Linked DNA regions of Homo sapiens: region 1 is linked to region 2. Evidence: chromatin loops called from intact Hi-C (ENCODE). Cell type or tissue: dorsolateral prefrontal cortex. All regions are shown on one strand. Links, peaks and the distances in the headings refer to the core of each region. The heading gives the core; the rest is flanking DNA.

Region 1 (11,848 bases), core at 2,021-10,020, 210 kb before region 2:
AATCATAGAATAAAAAGGCAGAACTATGTTGCCAAATTGTTTTTTAAGTTCTATCCATGTACATGTCTACCTACAATATGAGTGTGCTTGTCTCATGGTCTCCTCATAAGCACTGCCTATGAAATGGTTTCAATATATCTGCCAAGTTGAAAAATGAAAAATGGGACCTCATTGTTTGTTGTCTTCTTTTATACCCCTTGGCATTTTTAATGAAGTAGAATATTTTAGACATGTTCAGTGGCTATTTGGATTTCCCTTCATTAGTTAACAGTTTATTTACATTCTCCGGATATTTATCAATTGGAGTGTTTATTTATTTATTTATTGAGGCAGAGTTTTGCTCTTGTTGCCCAGGCTGGAGTGCAGTGGCATGATTTCAGCTTACTGCAACTTTCGCCTCCCAGGTTCAAGCAATTCTCCTGCCTTAGCCTCCCAAGTAGCTGGGATTACAGGTGTGCATCACCACAGCCGGCTAATTTTGCGTTTTTAGTAGAGACAGGGTTTCACTATGTTAGTCAGACTGGTCTTGAACTCCTGACCTCAAGTGATCCACCCCGCCTGGCTCAATTGGAGTTCTGATGTTTGTCTTACTGATGTGTAAAAACTATAGATTAACATTATACTTAAAATTTATCGTGGGCTTACCATGTGACTGTGATAGGCACTTATCATCTCAAGCAATCCTAATAACAACCTATGAGCTTCATTCTATCATTTCCTCTCTAGAGATGAGTTGACAAAGATACAAAAGTTAATTTACTTGTCCAAGGTCACAGAGCTAGTGAACTGTATAGCTGGGATTCTAACTTGGTAATGATTTGAGGGAAAAAATAAAAGTAGATCCATATCTCACAACATATTCCCACGAATTACATTTGGATTAGGGATCTAAATGTAAAAATTCAAGCCATACAAGTGCTAGAGGGTAACTTTCAATTACAGCCTTTCCCTATATAATGACTCAAAATCCAGAGGCAATGAAAGAAAAGGCAGATCAATTTACATAAAAACAAAAATGTTTGCATGGCAAGAAAAAAACCCATTATAAACAAACCAACTGACAAATATGGAAAAAGTATTTGGAGTATATACTAGAGACAAAATGCTAATAGCCCAATTATATAACAAACTCTTAAAAACCAGGGCACACGGGAGGCGGAGGTTGCAGTGAGCCGAGATCGCGCCACTGCACTCCAGCCTGGCGACAGAGCGACACTCCATCCCAAAAAAAAAGCCAGGGGACAAAAAACCCTCCTAAAACCTATGCTCTATAGTTCAGTTAATAACTGTACTAATATTAAAATGGAAAAACAATATGTAAACAAAATATAAAATGGTCATCAAACATATGAGGGAATGTTCAAACTTACTAATACAGAAATGTAAATTAAAACAATACCGATATACTATTTTTCATCTGTGAGACTGAAAATTTTTAAAGTATGACAATACATTCTATTGGTGAAGTTGTGCAGCAACAGGCATTCATATAGTGCTGGTGGGAATGCAAACTGGTACAACCCTTCTGAAGGGGACTTTGGCAATAACTAACAACATGACATATGCACTCACCTTTTGACCCAGCAATCCCATCACTAGGTACGTATATATACCTCCAACAATAGGAACATACATAAGCGCTGAGTTATTTACTATGACTCTGTTTGTAATGGCAAAATATTAGAAACAACCTCATTATGTGCACATACAAGAGGGGCTGAATAAATTAAGACAAATCCACAAAATGGAGTACTATGAATTGTAACAAAGATCCCAATGAACTGACTTGAATATGTTTACTTTGTTAAGAAAACAAAGAAAAAAAAAAGGACTGCGAGAGAGTTCCAGGATATACTGTTAAGTGGAAATGACTATATGCTACCCTTCAATGTTAGAAAGGTGAGAATATGAGAAAATGCACATGTATTTGCTCATTTGTGCAAATGAAATAGAAAAGGTAAATGAGAAACTCAAGAGGTTTGTTACCTACTGTCAATGGAGTGGGGAAAATGGGTGGAAAGAAGAAGGCAATAAGAAAAGAGTAACAGGAAACGACAGTGACACTTCTGAGTATACCTTGTGGAATCTCTTTCACTCTTAGAATCATAGTAATAGAAGAAGAAAAAAGAACTCCCCAAACTGAAAAGGATAGACCACTGGAACAACTTCAAGTGGTCTAATGTAGAAGCAAATGGAGTCCCTCAAGGAAAGAAGAGAGGTTTGGAAAAGAAAAAACATTTGAAGAGTTAACAGCGAAACACTTTCCAAACTTAAAGGAAACTATAAATCTACAGACCTAGGAAGCTCAACAAAATCCAAGCACAAGAAACATGAAGAAAACTACAGCAAGACATACCATAATCAAACTACTCAAAATCAGTAATAAAGAGAAAATCTTAAAAGCTGCCAGAGGGGGAAAAAAAAAGGCCTGCTTATATTCAGAGATTAGAATAAAAGACTATGCTATGTACAAAGATTAGGATGAAGGACTTCTCATCAGAAATAATGCAAGCAAGAAGACACTGAAGCAAGATCTTTCAAGTATCAAAAGGTAAAAATTGTCAATCTAGAATCTAGACATGGCAAAAATATATTTCAAAAATGAAGGCGAAATAAAGATTTTTTTTCCAGACACTCAAAAGCTGCAAGAATTTATCATCAGAAGATTAATACCACAAAAAAATATTAAAGACCAACCTTCAAGGAGAAGGATGCCAAGGGGAAGTCTGGGTCTACACAAAGGAATGAAGAGCACCAGAGAGAGCAACAACATGGGCAAATATATTACACTTGACCTTAGCCAAAAGGCTGAGAAGCGATACACTGGCAAATATATAAGACTTTTTCCCTATTATTTAAATCTTTAAGAAAGGTAATTGATTGTTTAAGGAAACATAAGAGCATTGTATTGTGGAGTTTATAAAATATGTAAAGGTAGCCGGATGCGATGGCTCACGCCTGTAATCTCAGCACTTTGGGGGGCTGAGGCGGGCGATTGAGATCAGGAGTTCGAGACCAGCCTGGTCAACATGGTAAAACCCATCTCTACTAAAAATACAAAAATTAGCTGGGCATGGTGGTGTGTGCCAGTAATCCCAGCTACTTGGGAGGCTGAGGCAGGAGAATTGCTTGAACCCTGGAGGAAGAGGTTGCAGTGCACCGAGATCATGCCACTGCACTCCAGCCTGGGCGACAGAGTGAGACTCCATTTCAAAGGTAAAATGCGTAACAACAAAGATCAATTCCAGCTCCATACCATCAGCAGGAGGGCTTGCTCTGAGCCACAGGGGAGCACAGCAGAGTTGAGGGCTGCAGTGAGTGCCCAAGAAGGCTAGAATGCTAGCTTAGAAGGATTCCTTGGATCCTTCCTGCTGATTAGTTTTTGAGGCTGTCCTGTGTCTTGGTTGTCAATCTAGATACTTCAGGTTTACTCATGAGCCTGGTAACTGCTGACTAGCGTCATCTGCTTGGAAAGACATCTTGGCATTCATTATCTGGAGGTTATACTGACAAAGGTGTGCTACTCACATGTGGATAATTATTCCTACGTCTATTAACTGGTGCCCAGTAGAATTCCTGGCACCACCACACTGCAAAGCAAAAATCCTTCTAATGGAGAAGCTGGCACAAAATAAAAGACAACTTTTTATAAAGGGTTGGCATGGGGGGGAACTACTTTATGGTATACAACACAGCTTAAAGAAATGACAAATTAGAATTGATAGTGTTGTATTTTGAAAAAAATTTAATAAAAAATTAAAACAATAAATAAATTAACCATTTTATTCTTCCTCTTTGACCCTTCCCTTACATACCTCACCCGCCTGAGATTCTGAAAGTTCTAGCAGGAAAGGAATTTCTGTGTCAAAATTAGCGAAGAAGCTAGTCCACTGATGTTCAAAAGCCACCAAATCCTGGGAAAAAAAGGAAAAAGATAACGTGTTTGGTCATATAAAGGAGGTATTTTAGAAAACGAGAATTATGAAACTGTAACTTATCTCAAAACACCAGACCATTTATATATGTTATTTTACAAGGTAGTAGCAAACTACTAGTACATGCTACTCCTATGGATGAATCTCAAAAACATTATACCAAATGAAAAAGCTGGATGTAGAAAACCACCTGATATGTGGTCCAGTCATATGAAATATCCAGAAAAAGCAAATCTGTAGAGGCAAAAAGTAGACTAGTGGTTGCCTGGGGTTGGGATGGAGACTGACTGCAAGTGGGCACAAGGGAACTTTCTGGGCGATGAAAATGTTCTCTGTAAATTCACTAAAAATCGTTGAGTTGTACACTTAAAATGGATGAATATTATGGTACATAAATTATACTCCAAATAAAGCCATTTAAAAGGATAGCTAGGAGCAGTGGTTCACATCTGTAACTCCGGAACTTTGGGAGGCCCAGGTGGGAGAATCACATGAGCCCCAGGACTTCCAGACCAGCTTGGGCAACATGATGAGACCTCGTCTCTACCAAAAAAAAAAACAAAAAAAAAAAAAACACCATGAAAAAAACGAGCTGAGCTTGGTGGTGCGCACCTGTTGTCCCAGCTACTCAGGAGGCTGAGGCGGGAGGATTGCTTGAGCCCAAGAGGTCCAAGTTGGAGTGAACTGGGATTGTGCTGCTACACTACAGCCTGGGTGACAGAACGAGACTCTGTCTGAAAAATGAATGAATGGACAGTAATGATCCTTAAGCACCTTATTTTAGCAACCCTGTTGGGAGGAATTTATTTACAGGGCACCTAAAGGATGGTACCATGTCCAGTGCCAAAAGGGTCACATCTGAGCAGCTTTGTTGAAGGACTGGTTGACTTTAGTTAAAGGGAAGGGTGGCACAGAGCCCTCTCCTTCCTTATGCCCTCTTTCTAGTAGCCACATGAGCACTGAGAAACTGCACCCTTCTTAGCTGACTCTCCTCTACATACAGCCTCCATTCCCCATCCCAGCTGCTTTTTAGCATCCTTTCTGAACTCATTCTTATTCTCAAGCACTACAAATTGCTTTTTGCTATGGGCTTTTCTTGAAGGTTATCATCAATTAACAAAAAAACCCCACCAATTAGGACTTGCTTAAGATACTCCTCAAGTATTATCCTTGTCCTTATTTTGAAGTTGCTAATAATTTGTACTCAAATTGGACAGTCATCTTCCCTGTCCATTTTACACCATGGAAGGGTATGTATGTTAGTCGCCCAGTCTAGTGCCTTGCTCATAGCAGGCATTCTGTTTGCTGCACCAAAACTCACTGGCCAGATCTACGCCCTCCTCCTCTCAAGGATACACAAGTACTCAGACCTCTGTGCTAGCCAAGTACTGACTCTACTTCTGGCCCTAGACATAAAGCACAAGGCAACACTGCTGGGAAGACAATGTAAACATTGTCTACTTGCTGCCCAGACTATCAGACACACAGACACACAGACACACAGACACACAGACACACACACACACACACACACACACACACACACAAATTCTGGCCAGGTATGGTGGCTCATGCCTGCAATCCCAGCACTTTGGGAGGCTGAGGGGGAGGATCATTTGGGCCCAGGAGTTCGAGATCAGCCTGGGCAACATAGTGACACCCCATCTCTACCAAAAAAATTCCTTTTAGTCATCATGTAGGTGACAGTGCTGATAGTGTTTTCTGAGTATGTTTTATATATAACGTAGGATAAAACAAAAAAAAATGTGTGTGTGTATACAGGTATCTTATCTATCTATCTATATATACATACATACACATATTAGGAGGAGGGAGACAGAGAGAGAGAAAGAGACAGAAAATATTTCCTAGCTCTATCTACTGAAGAGATTTAGAAACAATGGCCAAACCAGCAGCAATGAGTACTTCTAGCACTCAGATTGTGGTGCTGAAATACCACTTCTCATTCAAAGAAACCAGAACATTTTAGAGAACTGACTGAGAGTGGGTCTCAGACAGGAAATGTAAAGATAAGGCTGGGATATCTTAACATAGTAGCTGGCAAGGAAGTTATCAAGGACTATTAGTATTCTGTTAAAATAAGATTCTGTTAAATTGTGAAACAACTTGAAGGGAGTTCATTATCCAAAGATAGAAAAATTTGAGCGTCACTGAAGATGGTAGTAATTACAATGGATATAAACACATCAAATATGTTTAAATCTATGAGTTCAAAATACAATATACATATATACAATATATTTATGTATATATATACAATTGGAGTAACACCATTGTGCAATGGTGAATTGAGGATCTAATTAATGAATTAAGGATCTAGGGATTACACATCCATTGCTGTTCACAAAACAAAAAGAGAACCAATTAGACATTATGTGCTTCTTGATAAAGAATATAACACCCTGTAGGAAGTAGTCTTTTCTCCAAAAATCAACCCTGAAACTGATTAAACCTCTAGATTCAATTACCAATGATCAGGATAAACAGGAGACAGGGGAAAATGTTAAACTACATCATGGGAATACAATTAAGAAAATTTCAACTGGGGCAGGTGCAGTGGCTCATGCCTGTAATCCCAGCACTCTGGGAGGCTAAGGCAGGCCTTAGCACCTTACTAAGACCAGCCTGGCCAAAGTGGAGAAACCCCGTCTCTACTAAAAATACAAAAATTAGCCAGCCATAGTGGCATGCACCTGTAATCCCAGCTACTGGAGAGGCTGAGGCAGGAGAATCACTTGAACCTAGGAGGTGGAGGCTGGAGTGAGCCAAGATCATGCCACTGCACTCCAGCCTGGACAACAAGAGTGAGACTCCATCTCAAAAAAAAAAAAAAATTTCAACTGATGGCAACTATAAGACAAATGATCTGGTTTCTTCAACAGACAGCTAGGGGGCAGGGGGACAAAGAGATAGAGAAAACCTACAGATTAAAAGAAACCGAAAACACACACATGCATACAGGGCAGGCAAACAAAACTAACCTATGTTTATAAAATCACATTTGGATGATAAAATTGCAAAGAAAAGTAAGGAGATGACTACCATAGAATTCACGATAGTGTTATTCTTGTGGGAAGAGGAAGGAGGTAATGGAGGTTCTGTTGCTTTGCTTTACAATAAGTTATTAGATTGTACATCAGTTTTATGCTATTTTCTGAGTTTGTGTTATTTTATTTATTTATTTATTTATTTATTTATTTTGAGACAAAGTCTTGCTCTGTCACCCAGGCGTGATCTCAGTGGCATGATCTCAGCTAAATTTTTTGTATTTTTAGTAGATATGGGGTTCCACCATGTTGGCCAGGCTGGTCTCAAACTCCTGACCTCAAGTGATCTGTCCGCCTTGGCCTCCCAAAGTGCTGGGATTACAGGTGTGAGCCACTACACCTGGCCATCTATGTTATTTTAATAATGAAAAGTCTTTAAAAGCAAATGCATAAGTATTATTTGTTCATTACAGAAAACAGAATAAGAATCACTGTAAACACTTTGGGAAATGTTCTCTCAACTTATTTTTACATAGTATTTTGTATATAGAAATGCGCATGTACTTGTAACTGGTAATCTGCAGGGTCCTGGGTTAGAATGCTTTGCCATACCACCTCTGTGCCTCGGCCCGATAAACCAATCCTTTTGGGTCTGGGTTTCTGACTCCCTGCTATCAGGTCCAATCAGTGCCCCTGTATCCTGGGCCCAGGGCAATCTTTCCACTTTGGCACTGGGTTATCCCCTTCTGGACTCTGGAGATAAATACACTTCTAGCGCTGCCAACTAACACTTTAACCACAGACCTTCAATGTCTGTCTGACCTCTCTGGTCCCAGATCTACTCTCCTTTTCCAGTTGGCTGTCATTCACATTCCAGCAGTTAAAGAACGTTTCAATTCAGAAAAACCTGTGCTTGAATCTCTGCGTCTTACTGGCTGTGTGACCCTGGGCAAGCAACTTAACCTGAGCTTCAAATGCCTTATATAGCTGGGATGACTACTATCTACCTTGCAGAGATATTACAGGAATTAAGTGAAATAACCTGTATCAAGTGCTTATTATCAGACCTTGCACACTAGGTATCTTCAGTACTGCCTCTACTGCAGGTCGGCCCAAGGCTGGCTGTGAGAAAGATGGTAATTGCAATGGATATCAACACATCAAATATGTTTAAATCTATGAGTTCAAAATATTTATATATATATATATATGCATAAATATATATTTACATGTTATATATATATGTAAATTCCATATGAAATAATTCTATATGAAATGTTATTTTATGTATATTATCCTTTTAAATCTTCCTGACATCTTTGTTACTTCTCTATGCCCACTTTACAGAAGAGACTGAGGCACCAAGCAATAAAGTGACATATCCTCAATATGTAAATATATGTATATATAACACATTATATATAACATGTATACAGATGTTATATAATATATACAGATATATATAACATATATATAACATATGTGTATATATATGTAAATAAATATATACATCTGAGCCCTCCCCACAACATCCTGACATTTGTCTGCTCTCTCTCTCTGATACTCATAATGCACATCACTGGCCTCAGGGAAGCTGTGCCCAAAGCCACCCATCTCAGAGTGCATCTTTGCCTTGCTTACTTGGCTCTGTCCAACCTCTTCAGCTTTACCAGAATGCTTCACTTTGTGAGACTTTAAAAAAACAAAAAGGGACCGGGTGCGGTGGCTCATCCACTTTGGGAGTGGGCAGATCACCTGAGCCCAGGAGTTTGAGACCAGCCCGGGCAACACAGCAAGGCCCTGTCTCTATTTAAAAAACACAAAAATTAGCCAGGTGTGGTGGCAAGTGCTTGCAGTCCCAGCCTCTAGGGAAGCTGAGGTGGGAGAACCACTTGAGACTGGGAGGCAGAGGTTGCAGTGAGCCGAGATAGCACCACTGCACTCCAGCCTGGGTAATAGAGTGAGACCCTGTCCCCCCGCACCACCCCCCCCCCCGCAAAAAAAAAGGCTATTAATACAGAACACACTGTGTTTCAATTCTATTAGAAACAGACTCAGGAGGTATATTTCCACTTAAATGGCCTGCCTGGTGACACCCATTTTGGTTTGGGTCTATGACAGGAAGCAGTCACACAGTCAAGCAATACCAATTCTCTGCTAACTTGTAGGTGAAAAACGCAGTGTGCTTTAGGGGTTACAGAGAAGAAGATAGGCACTTTGTTACCCAAAAAACCACCCCTGAGGGAGGTGGATATGTCAGTACTAATTATAGAATAAGGTAGAATGAATCATTAAGTGCTGCTTTTAGCTCCATGCACATTCTATTTTTCCAATGCAAGATGCAATGACTCTTATTAAAAATCACCAGCATTCTATATGAAATGTTATTTTATGTATATTGTCCTTTTAAATCTTTCTGACATCTTTGTTACTTCTCTATGCCCACTTTACAGAAGAGACTGAGGCACCAGGCAATAAAGTGACTTGCCTGAGGATTCAAGACTAACAAGCAGCAAAAGCAGAAAAATATCTAGACAAAAGATACCTAGAACCTGTGTGCTTTCCGCTAGACATGCTATTCTCCCAACTTTTCCCCAACATAAACACTGCATTTGTGGAAATGGATACTGTTGTAAGTAAGTGGAACTGGTCAGGTGGATGGAAAGTTTATCATTCAGATTCTTCAAGGCCAAATCCAGAAGAAAGATGCAACAGAGGTCAAGAACCATGCCACTGTGCCTTGGCCCTTAGCCAGAGGACAAAGATACTGAACTTCAAACAGAACTCCTGGCTCTAGGCTGGCATCCAGCAGAGGCAGCTCTTGGGTGGCTCCAAGTCCATATTCATTGTACCATCCTCAAGTTAGGCAAGGACCGGCTTAAATACCAGTGAGGGCAAAGCAGCCACATTTGAGCACCTTCTCTCAAAATTCAGCAGAGGACTATTCTGGCACTTTCAGAAAGCCTCCTTCTCTCTCTGTCTAGAATGTTCTACCACCTTCTCCCCTTTCTGGAAAATCTCTGATTACCACACATGACTCCTCTAAGAAGCAATCCTGAGCACTTCCAGGCAGAGTTGTCACCTTACTTTATTATTTCCAAATACAGTTGAATCTGGCTCTCAGCCTTTACTCTTCAGGATGGATGAGAAGTCCACTATCACACATCAAAAGGGCTTCCTTCTCCTTCCCATCACCTAAGAATCAAGCTCATAGAAGTCAGAAAACTAGGAAAGAGCATGTTCTACAGCCCATGGTGATCACCACTGTTGCTGCTTCAGCTGCATGATGTCGCTGCTGTTCCAGGTGCAATTAAAGATGCTCTCCCGAGTGGACCCTCTCCACTGACTCTAGGGACACTAGCAATGTTCTTAAAACTACAGTGCTATTCTGGCCTCTATGTGTGACCTGCAGTATCCTCAGTTGAGGAGACTGCATGCAGATACTACTAAATTACCTGTCTCTCTTCTTTATCTGTGGTTAAATGGTCTTCCTAATTCTTACATTCTCTGTATATTTGTGCATTTTCACTTTTTTTCATAATTAGGTTCGCCAGGGGATGATGATGTTTTTTCAAAAACCAAAAATTTCTGATGTTATTTTTCTTTTACATTCTTCTTTAATTATAAATGTTTAAACAGAGGTTGGGTTTGGTGGCTAATGCCTGGAATCCCAGTACTTTGGGAGGCCGAGGCAGGCAGATCACCTGAGGTCAGGAGTTTGAGACCAGCCTGGTCAACATGGTAAAACCCCGTCTCTACTAAAAATACAAAAATTAGCCAGGCATGGTGGCACACACCTGTAGTCCCGGCTACTCAGGAGGCTGAGGTATGAGATCACTTGAACCCAGGAGGTGGAGGCTGCAGTGAGCTGAGATTGTGCCACTGCACTCCAGCCTGGGTGACAGTGAGACTGTGTTTCAAAAAAAAAAAAAGAAATTTTTAAATAGAACAGATGTTCAATGTTATCAAATGCCTTTTTTTAGCATCTATAGAGTCATTACAAAAGCCTCCAAGAGGAAAAATTCATATAGCAATTACACTAGTAGATTTCCAGATATTGAACTAAATATAGAACCTTTAATAAACCCTACTTCATAGAATATTATTTTAATATGACACTAGGTTCTGTTTGCTAATATTTAACTTAAAATACTGGTATCAATATTCATAATACTGGTCTGTAGTTTTCATTTTCTTTAGTTTCTTTTTATTGAGTTTTGATAACAGCTAATTTCTCTTTTTTTTTTCAGATCCAGTGCCGTCTGAATTTTTGTTTTAAGCTAATTTCATTAAAAGTTTGCAAGATGTTCTTTTTCAATGCTGTCTGGTTTTAGTTCATCACTACATTAAAACGTTTTAAGGGTAGGATCTGAACTTTTATTTATTTTTTTAGACAGAGTATCGCTCTGTTGCCCAGGCTGGAGGTGTGATCTTGGCTCACTGCAACTTCCATCTCTCGGGTTCAAGTGATTCTCCTGCCTCAGCCTCCCAAGTAGCTGGGATTACAGGCATGTGCCACAATGCTCAGCTAATTTTTGTATTTTTAGTAGAGATGAGGGTTCACCATGTTGGCCAGGCTGGTCTTGAACTCCTGACCTCAGGTGATCCACCTGCCTCGGCCTCCCAAAGTGCTGGGATTACAGGCGTGAGCTGCTAATCCAGCCCAAATTCAGAGCCTGGTTTAGAGCCCGGCCAGATCTGAACTTTTAAATAGCTCTGAAACTATATTTGAAGGTTTTAGGAGAATTACGAAATGTGTTCCTGGTAATTTCTCTGCCTTTTTTCAATTGGTTATTTTAGATTTTCTATCTATCCTGGGGCCTATTTTAATTAACCTTTAACCAAATGTGTTTGCATTGAAATGATGCAATTACTTTCTTATGACTCTTAACTTCCTTGTACCTA
Region 2 (11,848 bases), core at 2,614-10,613:
GAGGAGATTGAGTCAGCTAAAATTCAGGACTAAATAACTATGGAATTACTGTTATTGAATGTAGTGCAAATGTTAAGGACCTGGACATTGTAAAAATTTTATAACAAAAATTGGAAGAAGAAATGAGAGGCAATGTGAGTGCTAAGATTTTTCAACTTTCAAAGCAAGAAGTTAGTGAATTCTGTACAAAAATAAATTGCATATAACTTTAAATTCAACCTCTAAATAATTTTTCATGTATTTTTAAGAGTGCAATATTCCAAAAATATGTAAAATAATAGTTATGTGCAATTAATATTTAATAGTTGTCACCATTTGTTGTATTTGCTTCAGATCTTGTATAAAATATTTAAGATAAAAGGAAAGGCTTAGAGAAAATTAACACCAATGGATTCACCACCGGCTTAGAAATTAAAACACTGCTAACACAGTTGAAGTCCCTTGCATGTCCCTCCAAAGTCCCAGAGATAACCTGTATCCTGATTTTGGTGTCAGTTGTTCATACTTTCATATATATGTTATACTTTACATATATGTTATACATTACAGATATATGAAAGTATAGTAGAATTAATAAATTTTCTGTTTTTAGTCTTTATAGAAACAATATTCTGCAGTGTGCTATTTTAGCTTAACATTGTTTTGAGATTTATGTTGACATATGTTGCTGGCGTATATTTTTCATTCTGTATACTTATTCTTTATGTTATCTATCTGGATATATTACCATTTATTTGTTGATTTTCAATGGATGGACATTTATTTGTATTCTTTTTTGCTATTGTGATAAACTTTCTTATACCTTTATGCTTATATATGATAATGTTTTTCAAGATTTTTTAAATACTTGGAATATCCAGGTAAACTTTTATAGAAAAGAAACATTTACTTAAGATATAACAATATCATTTCTTTTTGTTTTTTTTTCTATTTTATGAAAATAATTAAAATCAACACTTTATTAACAGTATCCTCATATGCATAGAAAGATGTCTGGAATGATGTTTACTTAATGATATTTATTTCTAGATCATGGAATGTGGCATCTTTTAAAAAAAACTTTTAGCTCTTTATTCTTTGTATTGGTTACATTCTTTATAATGAACATGTATGATTTTTATAAAAACAGTAGAGTTTTTCTCAAAAGCAAAAACTCAAAAGTGAGTACTTTAAGATACTGAATGTGATTATTGAATAATGCATTAATAAGTATAAATTGCATGGCAGGATTATAAATTATTTTCTTTTTGGCATTTTTGTATTTTAAGGTCTTTATATTCGTAGTACAAGTGAAATGCTATAATGGTATTCTGGCTTTTGAAAATGTATTTTTAGTCAATTATATAAAGAAAAGGAAAGATTAGTAATTTTCTTTTACTTAATTATCATCCCTTTTTTGGTACCTATCTTCAGTTTCTCATGATTAAATAAAAGAAAAGTTATTGTAATAAAATTTTGAGTCCCTTGAGTACAATGCAACCTTTAAATGATTTAGACTGTGTATAGAAGAGGTTTTCAGGAAGTGTTAGAACCTTCCAGTAGCTTTGTATTCCTTTCTTTTCCCAGGATTTTGTAGTCCAGCTCCTCTTCCTGAGTTATCACTTGTCCAGTGGGCCCAGGTGTCAGGTTTATTTGTGAAGGTGACAAGTGCCCCCCTACATCCATGGTGGATTTAGTGAGCATCTCCAAACTGGATTATGTCACAAATAAAATAGTATGAGATGTTCTGTCTTATTAGTTGGGTGAAAATATGATCTGTTTGTTTTGTAGGTATGACCTTGCTTCTAGGGAGTGGCTTCCACTAAACCGTTCTGTGAACAATGTGGTTGTTAGATATGGTCATTCTTTGGCATTATACAAGGTAAAGCATCTCCACTCTGTGCTAAGCAAGAAACTAAGTTTTCCTCAGTTACTTCATGTATTACATAGTTGAAAAGCTACCTCAGTGTTGGTTTTTAATTGGGGAAAACTTTTTATTGGGGGCATTATATAATTGGCTAAGTTATAAGTAGAAATTAAAATGGAAACTTTTTTAACTCAAGAGATTTTAATGGCTTCAAACTGTAATGGGGTATTATAATAATGGCACTAAATGGTTAAAGATGTAGATTAAAAAGTGTAGATTAGCTTTTATTCTCATAAGCAAGTTTAGCCAAGAATAGCCACATTGTAATGTGGCTGAACAAACATTTTCATTTCCTCATTTTTATAGATAGATGGTAGGATGAGGCAACTTTATTTTTCCAAGTCCTTTTATACTATAAAAGATTCATGTGAGGAAGTCCAAGAAAACTGGTGAAGTATTAGAGATGTAAAATATGATTAGTTTTATTTCCCTTTTCCCTTTTTTTATCCTTTTCCTAGTAACTCACTGAAAGGCGCCTTTTGCTAACCCTTAAAATTTTTTTTAATTTATTTTTTACTGAGGTAAAATATACGTATATAATGGTACCATCTTTACCATTTTTAAGTGTACAGTTTGGTGGTAATAAATATATTTACATTCTTTTTTTCCTTCTTCATTCTCCCCCACCAGCCTGCCAGCCTCTGGTAACCACCAGTCTACTCTCTATCTTCATGAGATCCACTTTTTTAGTTCCCACATATGATTGATAATGTGATATTTGTCTCTGTGCTTGGCTTATTTTACTTAACATAATGACCTCCAGTTCAGTCCATGTTGCTACAAAATGACTGGATGTCATTCTTTTTAACGGCTGAATAATGCTCCATTGTGTATATATACACCACATTTTCTTTATCTAATTATCCATTGATAGACACGTTGATTCCATGTTTTGGCTATTGTCAATTGTGCTGCAATTAACATGGGAGTGCAGATATCTCTTTGATATGTTCATTTCCATTCTTTTGGATATATACCCAGTATCGAAATTGTTGGATCATAGGGTAGTTCTATTTTTAGTTTCTTGACTAACCTTTTTTAAGCTGAGAATAATATTGAGCTTTTGTTCTTCTCTGTTCTCAGATTTAATCTTTTCAATGTTTTTAAAAATTTTGTTTGCATTTTTTTCCTAGGATAAAATTTACATGTATGGAGGAAAAATTGATTCAACTGGGAATGTGACCAATGAGTTGAGAGTTTTTCACATTCATAATGAGTCATGGGTGTTGTTGACCCCTAAGGCAAAGGAGCAGTATGCAGTGGTTGGGCACTCTGCACACATTGTTACACTGAAGAATGGCCGAGTGGTCATGCTGGTCATCTTTGGTCACTGCCCTCTCTATGGATATATAAGCAATGTGCAGGAATATGATTTGGGTAGGTATATTTTTTCCAGTAGATGCCTTTTGAACATCAGATTTAAAACCTCTAAGCTTATTATTTTGACTGTTTAGAAAAGTTCAACCTAATCTTGATTCGGTACTTTATCTTGAAACATAGTAAACACTGGGCCCAGGCGTGGTGGCCCACTCCTGTAATCCCAGCACTTTGGGAGGCTGAGGCGGGCGGATCACCTAAGGTCAGGAGTTCAAGACCAGCCTGGCACCAACATGGTGAAACCCTGTCTCTACTAAAAATACAAAAATTAGCCTGTCCTGGTGGCGGGCACCTATAATCCCAGCAACTCAGGAGGCTGAGGCAGGAGAATCGCTTGAACCCGGGAGGTGGAGGTTGCAGTGAGCCAAGATTGCACCACTGCACTCCAGCCTGGGGGACAGAGTGAGACTCCGTCTCAAAACAAACAAACAAACAAACAAACAAAAGCAACATAGTTAACATTGATGTATTACCAGTGAAATGCAGATTATCGATGCTCCTATGTAGTATGTATTTGTTACTGTCAATTTGGTAAGGAGCCAAAGATGACGCAAAGTGCTTTGGGTATTTAAAATAAATAAATAAAAATGGTTCAAAACAATAAATATTGAAGAAAAAAAATATTTGCCCAGCCCTTTAGAGATTGGTTTAGTGGAGTATGATTTACCCTTAATATGAAATATTTCCCTTGGTTAAATTTCATTGTATCTGTTGTTGTGCAGTAGGAATACCAGGTATAATTAACATTTTGTGAAAGTAGGCCTATAAAATATATCTGTATATTGGTCACCAAAGGTTGTAGGGAATTAAATGTTCATTTGAGTGAACATTTTATTTATTGAGACAGGCTCTTGTTCTCTCACACAGGCTGGAGTGCAGTGGCACAATCATAGCTCACTGCAGCCTTGATGCCCTGTCCTCAAGTGATCCTCCCACCTTAGCCTCCCTAGTAGCTGGGACTACAGGTGCGTGCCACCACTCCTGGCTAATTTTTTAATTTTAGTAGAGATGGGATCTTGCTATGTTGCCCAGGCTGGCCAACATAGCAGGCCTCAAGTGATCCTCCCACCTTAGCCTCCCAAAGTGCTGGGATTACACATGTAAGCCACTTCGCCTGGCCCTGAGTGTTTTAAATTTAGTTAATTCTTTTCCTACATGGCATATTAGAACATCAGAACATAGAACAGACTGGAATTGGGCCACATGGCTTTGTTATAAGTTTTAGGTGGCTTTCTTTAAAATATAAAGATAAAAAAGTATATGTATCAGGTCTCCTGAAATCCATTCTCATGCCCTAAGCTCTTTGGACATTTTCAGTAGTAGAGAGGAGGAGCCTGCCATGCTTGCCTTTAACTGTCTTTCCTTTCCAGATAAGAACACATGGAGTATATTACACACCCAGGGTGCCCTTGTGCAAGGGGGTTACGGCCATAGCAGTGTTTACGACCATAGGACCAGGGCCCTATACGTTCATGGTGGCTACAAGGCTTTCAGTGCCAATAAGTACCGGCTTGCAGATGATCTCTACCGATATGATGTGGATACCCAGATGTGGTGGGTACTTTTTCTTGAGCTTTCACTTTAAGGTGTAAATTCTGTAGAGGCAATTGTGGAGAAAATATTGTGCTATCTTTTTGTTTTCATGCCTGGCAGATAATTCTGTTCGGCATTATATATAGAGAAATTGGGAAATAAACAGAGGGTAATAAAGTAGCTAGTATTTATTTTGTTACGTTATTCTGTAATTCTGTAGCAGGTTGGTTAGAAAATACTTAGAGTTTTTTAACAAATGTAAAGCAAATTTGAGTTACGAAATAATGTAATTATAAAGCGATGGTTTCTCCTCTTTTTCCTCACATGTTTGATACCTTGCTATGGGTACTGTTTTATATTCTGTCATAAAAATAATCATTTTTAGTAGCTGTGCAATACTCCATTTTGTGGGTATGCTGAGACTATGCAGGTGAAAGTTTTGGTTTCTTTCTAGTTTTTATGTCATTAAGAAACCATTATGCATTAAGCTTCTGTCAATATTTCACATGATTTCTGCCCAGAAACTGGAATTATATAGCTACGGGGTATGAAGAGTTTAAGGTTCTTAATATATTTTGCCAAAACTCTTACAGGTCTTTAAAATTATCTGTATTTATTGTTGAAAAACTTACTTTTATGTAGGGAAAACTCTGGAAGGATTTGTACATTTGGGTCTGAGGTTAATAAAGTGGTTGTGCTTGCATTAGCAGATACATAAATATTCTTTAAAAACTAACCTTGTATTTATTATTTCTAAATAAACTCAAAAGGACCATTCTTAAGGACAGCCGATTTTTCCGTTACTTGCACACAGCTGTGATAGTGAGTGGAACCATGCTGGTGTTTGGAGGAAACACACACAATGACACATCTATGAGCCATGGCGCCAAATGCTTCTCTTCAGATTTCATGGCCTATGACATTGGTAAGTTTCCCAAAACCATTTTCTCTTCAGGCATCTTTTTGCCTATACTATAAGCAGCATTTAAAAGGAGACTGAAAATATTGCCAGTTCAAAATGATCAGGCCATTTGAAAGAGGTCCAAATGGTATTTTTTATATTCATTTGACTAATGTTACACATCTGGTAAAAATTATTTCTACATTAAATTCTTTTTGAAATCACTCCTGTTAATTGCTTGAATGCTAATTTTTAAGGCTGAGTTGAGGTGTCTAGTCTCTCCTTTGTCATGTTATGCCTACCTGGTAGTGTTACATAGTTGCAACCACCAGCATTGTGTTAAAATTGGTTCACGTATTAGCTTTATCTCATTCCCTAGAAAACTGGTTTCTCACATGGTCTTGGTGTGGCAATATACCAGACCAGAAGAGGGCAGTATTTGTTCATGCAAAGCAAATGCATACCGGATGATCTCTTTCATAAAAATTGTCAGATGTTCATTTTAAACAAATTATTATTTTTTTGATTGTGGTAAAATACACATAAAATTTACCATCCTAACTATATTTAAATGTCTAGTTTAGTGATACTAAACACATTCATAATGTTATAAATCCATCACCGCCATCCATCTTCAGAACTGTCTTCATCTTGTAAGACTGAAGCTGTATACCCATTAAACAATAATGTCCCATTTCTTCCTCCCCACAATGCCTGGCAACCACTATTCTACAGTCTGTCTCTGTGATTTTGACTATTCCAAGTCAGACATTCGTTTTTAACAGACATTTGTGTGCCAGCCACTCAGTTTGTACATTGAGGAGATCAGATGAATAACTTAAAGCCCTTAGCCTCAAAGTAGAAGAGGTAGAGAAATGAGCAGACAATAGAATTGCACTTCAGGGTGTTTCTGGCTGAAAAGAATGTATGAGAGCACCTCTGAGTACCCTTTAAGTCATGGAGGGTAGAGTGATAAACAGGGAACACTTTCTTAAGGAGGGGCCATCCTCTCTGGGTCCTTGGGGACACTAGGTGTCAGGTAGGTGAAGTTAGGCAGCACTCTCCAGGCAGAGGAAACCCAGTTTGCAGAGACACAGAGGTGGAAAAGACCGGCACATATTTAAGGGCTCAAAGAGTGAGACACTGAGTGTGAGGTTGGCATGGTATAGCAGCACCAGTTGGTATTAGATCCAGAAGAGAAGTTGCTAGTATGGGTCACAACAAGGGAAAATTAATCAATCTATGGGATCTAGGAAAGGACTTTGTAAAAATTAGGTGACATTTAAATTTCTTGAAATTTCATTTTCCACCTTTATTTTTCCATTTTAGCTACTAAATTTGAGCAAATCAATATAGAAAAGAGTGGAAAATAATTATGAAACCCATGTTTTGCTGACATAAGCTTTGTAGAATGTAAAATTTGCTTGCTTTAAAAAACATTCTTGGCTGGGCGTGGTGGTTCATGCCTGTAATCCCAGCACTTTGGGAGGCCCAGGTGGGCAGATCACGAGGTCAGGAGATTGAGACTATCCTGGCTAACACGGTGAAACCCCATCTCTACTAAAAATAAAAAAAATTAGCCAGGCATGGTGGCAGGCGCCTATAGGCCCAGCTACTTGGGAGGATGAGGCAGGAGAATGGCGTGAACCTGGGAGGAGGAGCTTGCAGTGAGCTGAGATCACACCACTGCACTCCAGCCTGGGTGACAGAGCGAGACTCTGTCTCAATTCTAGTGCATCAAACTGATAGGCAGTTGGGTGAGTGATCCAGATGTCATGGATTTCGGGTGCGTTTGCTAGTTAGAATTGTGGTATGATCCCGCCTTTCTTCCATGCCCTGTTGCTCTGCTGCTGCTTCATTTTAACCCAGAAATGATGTTGTAACTGAGAAAATTGAGAGGCATGTTTTATGAGGTTCTCTTTGTTGTAGTATTTTTCCCAAAGAAAATGTCAGGTCCTGTTGATTAGAAATGGTAGTCCGTTTAAAAATATATTTTTCTTTCTCCTAGCCTGTGACCGCTGGTCAGTGCTTCCCAGACCTGATCTCCACCATGATGTCAACAGATTTGGCCATTCAGCAGTCTTACACAACAGGTAATTGGAGAAGTGATTGCTCCTTTTCTTTTGTGTTTAAAATGAAAATAAAGGGCCGGGCACGGTGGCTCACGCCTGTAATTCTGGCACTTTGGGAGGCCGAGGCGGGTGGAATACGAGGTCAGGAGATCAAGACCATCCTGGCCAACATGGTAAAGACCCATCTCTACTAAAAGTACAAAAATTAGCTGGGCTTGGTAGTGCGTGCCTGTAATCCCCCCTAGTTGGGAGGCTGAGGCAGGAGAATCGCTTGAACGAGGGATGCTGAGGCAGGAGAATCACTTGAACCAGGGAGTTGGAGGTTGCCGTGAGACGAGATCGCGCCACAGCACTCCAGCCTGGCAACAGAGCAAGACTCTGTCTCAAAAAAAAAAAAAAAAAAAAAAAAGAGAAAAGTAAAGTGGAATTGGACTCAACATATTATTCACAAGATTCCCTCATCCCAGTAGTTTTTTTACAGGATTATGTGGGTATAAATTTTCTGATTTATGTTTAAAATATTTGATGTGGAGGTGAATTACTTTGAATGCCATGTTTATTGATCTGGTTTTGTTAGCACGCAAGAGCATGCTTTTTGGTGTGGTCTGAGTGCCTGGGGCAACAAAAGTTACGTGCATGTCATTGTCTTATGTCCTTTGTTATTGTTAGTGGTATTTAGGTTGTCAAGTTCCTAGTAGTTGTATCTGAATAGTAAGAAGTTTGGAAAAGAGGAGAGAGGGCACTTCAGATGGGGGGATAAGGTAGGAGAACAGAGGTGGAGAGATTGTGAAGTTTAATATAGCTCAAGTCTGTAGGCTCTGGATAATCAGAAGTCTGCAGTTCATTGCATTTTATCGCTCAAAAATGCCTGGCCCAAACTACCAGAGCTCTTCAAAAAATCGGCCCTTGGAGAAGTCTCAGTCAAATAAGGGAGATTCAGAGTGGCCACTCTACTTGTTCCTTACAGTGTGCTTTAAAGATTTTTAAGAAGTTAAACAGCCTAATCACATTATTAATTTTTCTCATTCAGTTTCTGCTATTACTACTGCTGTCTACTTTCCCTTTTTTAAAATTCTAAGCCATATAAATCCTAAGGATGTTTAAGCGTTATAATGCCTGCATCATGTTAGAATTCCTTTGGCTTTTGAAATTTCTGTTGTAACGATGGAAGACAGATGAGGTAATTTCACTTAGATTAGGAAAGATGAGAGGCCGGGCACGGTGGCTCACGCCTGTAATCCCAGCACTTTGGGAGGCCGAGGAGGGCCGATCACTTGAGCCCAGGAGTTCCAGACCACCCTGGTCAACATGGCAAAACCCCCGTCTCTTCCTAAAATACAAAACAATTAGCCAGGTGTGGTGGTAGGCACCTGTAGTCCCAGCTACTTGGGAGGCTGAGGCAGGAGAATCACTTGAACCCAGGAGGCGGAAATTGCAGTGAGCCAAGATTATGCCACTGCATTCCAGCCTGGGCGACAGCGAGACTCCATCTCAAAAAAAAAAAAAAAAAAAAGGAAAAGTGAGAAGGTGACATATTTTGGAGATGTTGTGAAGGAAGAGTTGAGACAATTTAGGAACTAGCTACTAGGAAAAGGTGCTATCTTATATAAGGTAATTATTTCGTTTTTTAGCAATGTGTATGGTTTTACTATGAGAACATTTGACAGCTAGAGACTAAAATGGAAGGATTTCTGGCCACCTTGCTAATTTGAAGTGTTATTATAAATCATAATCTTGAACTTCCTCAGTACAGAAGACCCTTAAAGCTTTCTAGCAAGTGCCTCTTGAGATTTTCATCTGAAACGCAGTGGGACCATTTTGTCATTATCATGCCTGTGGGAGCCTGGCCTCAACTGTCTTCGTTTGTGTTCCTAGTTCTCCTAGCACAGGATTTGGCACATAATAGACATTTGCTAAATGGCAGGTATTAGTACAGTCATAACTAGCAAACAAATGAATTTTTTATAAAACATTCTTAGGTTTTATTCAAACTCAGAGAAGTTGAGACTTTACCATAAAATATAATTTAATCATGAGTCAAAATTGGGAATGCCTTGCCTGAGTTGTAATGTTTTCATTTTATGTGATTCCAGTGGTATGTTTGAACCCTGATATGTAAGTATCTGTGTGTGTGAGACAGGATTGGGTAGGTGGCAGGAGACCCTGAGGGAGGCCAGCTACTAAAAGGCCATAGTTTTGGTTTAATTTTATGAAATAATTTACTGAAAAAGAAACTTCGATTCACAGCATTTCTTCATGCTTTAAGTGGATCAACAGCATTGGGTGAGCTGTGCCTTCCTTGGTTTTCATTGAGGTTTTGAGGGAGGCAGGAAGGAGGAGGAGAGATGGCTGTGACATACCAAGGCGGCAGGAGATGCAGCTGTGCCTCTCAGTTGCCTGCTCCATGTGTCTCTGAGAGACTCTCCCTAACTTTGCAGAGCCCCTGTGCAACCAGATGGATTCACAATTGCTGAGAACACCAACTGTACTGGGAAGAGGAGGTTGCTTATTTGGTTTAAGCAACAAATTAACTAGTTGAATCTAGCCTGCTTAATGTGGTACTGAGTAAGCCTATAGCAAGGTAAAAAATGAAACCTGGCCGGGCGTAGTGGCTCACGCTTGTAATCCCAGCACTTTGGGAGGCCGAGGCGGGTGGATCACGAGGTCAGGAGATCAAGACTATCCTGGCTAACACTGTGAAACTCCATCTCTACTAAAAGTACAAAAAAATTAGCTGGGCGTGGTGGCGGGCGCATGTAGTCCCAGCTTCTCGGGAGGCTGAGGCAGGAGAATGATGTGAACCCCAGGAGGTGGAGCTTGCAGTGAGCTGAGATCGCGCCACTGCACTCCAGCCTGGGCAACAGAGCGAGACTGTGTCAAAAAAAAAAAAAAGAGAAAGAAACCTTATATTAATTTTTTAGTTTTTGAAATCTACCAGTAAATATTTCAGATTAGGCCAGGCATGGTGGCTCATGCCTGTTATCCCAGCACTTTGGGAGGCTAAGGCAGGAGGATCACTTGAGCCCAGGAGTTTGAGGCTGCAGTGAGCTATGATGACGCCACTGCACTCCAGCCTGGGTGACAGAGTGAGACCCTAACTCAAAAAAAATATATTTCAGATAACAATTTGTTTTCATTTTTCACAACTCTATAAAGTAACTATAAACACTGAATTCTTGAATATTGAATTATTGCTCCTAGGGGAAATACAGGGTTATGTTTCTATAAACCTCTGATGACATTTTCATCAACCAGTCAGCATACATAACTTTCTTTTATGTGTGTTTCTATTTAAAAACATCTTGTTGAATATATATTCTTGATTTATTAACATTGAGCTCACAGCCAACAGCACTTTAACTCATGCCTGAACAAAGCTTATGTAACACACGTATTTTCTCAGTAAGGCTCGTCACAGCCTTCTTACACTTAGGAACACTAGACAGCACTTCAGCACTGCATAGGGGGCCATTTTCAGCAGTGAAAGCACTAACATAAGGCACAAAAATGCATAAAACATGGCACTAGATACATCATGGAAGGGACACTTGTTTGTAGTATGATAGTTGAAACAAGAAGGGAGAGCATCTCCTTGTTTGACCTTAGCCGGTAATATGCATGTGTGTCAACTCAAATTTTTTGCCATTCTTTGCACACACATGCTGGTAAATGACCATGAAACTACTGCAAGTATTGATTTTGGAATTAGAAATAGATTTTATAAGTACGTGAATTTGCAAATATGGAATCTACAATCTGCAGATATGGTCATGTGTCACTGAATGATAGGGATACATTCTGAGAAGTGCATCCTTAGGCAATTTCATCATTGTGCCAACATCACAGAGTGTACTTACATAAACTTAGGCTACACATCTAGGCTATATGGTATGGCTTGTTGCTCCTAGCTACAAGCCTGTGCAGCATGTTACTATACTCAATACTGTAGGTCATTGTAATGCAATGTAAGTATTTGTGTGTCCAAGCATATCTAAACATAGAGAAGGTACAGTAAAAATGCAATATAAAAGATAAAAAAATGTACACCTGTACAGGCCA

What was found. Hi-C counts contacts between places; a loop is a spot of excess contacts. Peaks named below come from ENCODE experiments on the same cell type or tissue, not always from the same donor. Only the 100,000 strongest peaks of a DNase experiment are listed, where the experiment ranks them.
Region 1: a loop joins it to region 2, with 3 times the contacts of the local background. A loop is called at or near these places in 2 of 110 quality-filtered maps.

What each region holds. Positions count from the first base shown.
Region 1 is chr20:3,344,710-3,356,557 of GRCh38, forward strand. DNAAF9 (dynein axonemal assembly factor 9) reads right to left here. Exons shown (of 37, transcript NM_001009984.3): 8 at 3,816-3,914. Among named protein-coding and RNA genes, the nearest start is that of DNAAF9, 57 kb to the right of the region's middle. In dorsolateral prefrontal cortex, for the core only: a CTCF peak has its summit at 6,864; no DNase peak of the experiment used is centred there; H3K27ac peaks cover 765 bases.
Region 2 is chr20:3,557,623-3,569,470 of GRCh38, forward strand. ATRN (attractin) reads left to right here. Exons shown (of 29, transcript NM_139321.3): 7 at 1,771-1,861; 8 at 3,040-3,283; 9 at 4,654-4,837; 10 at 5,587-5,741; 11 at 7,726-7,810. Among named protein-coding and RNA genes, the nearest start is that of ATRN, 93 kb to the left of the region's middle. In dorsolateral prefrontal cortex, for the core only: a CTCF peak has its summit at 6,135 (motif pointing right); no DNase peak of the experiment used is centred there.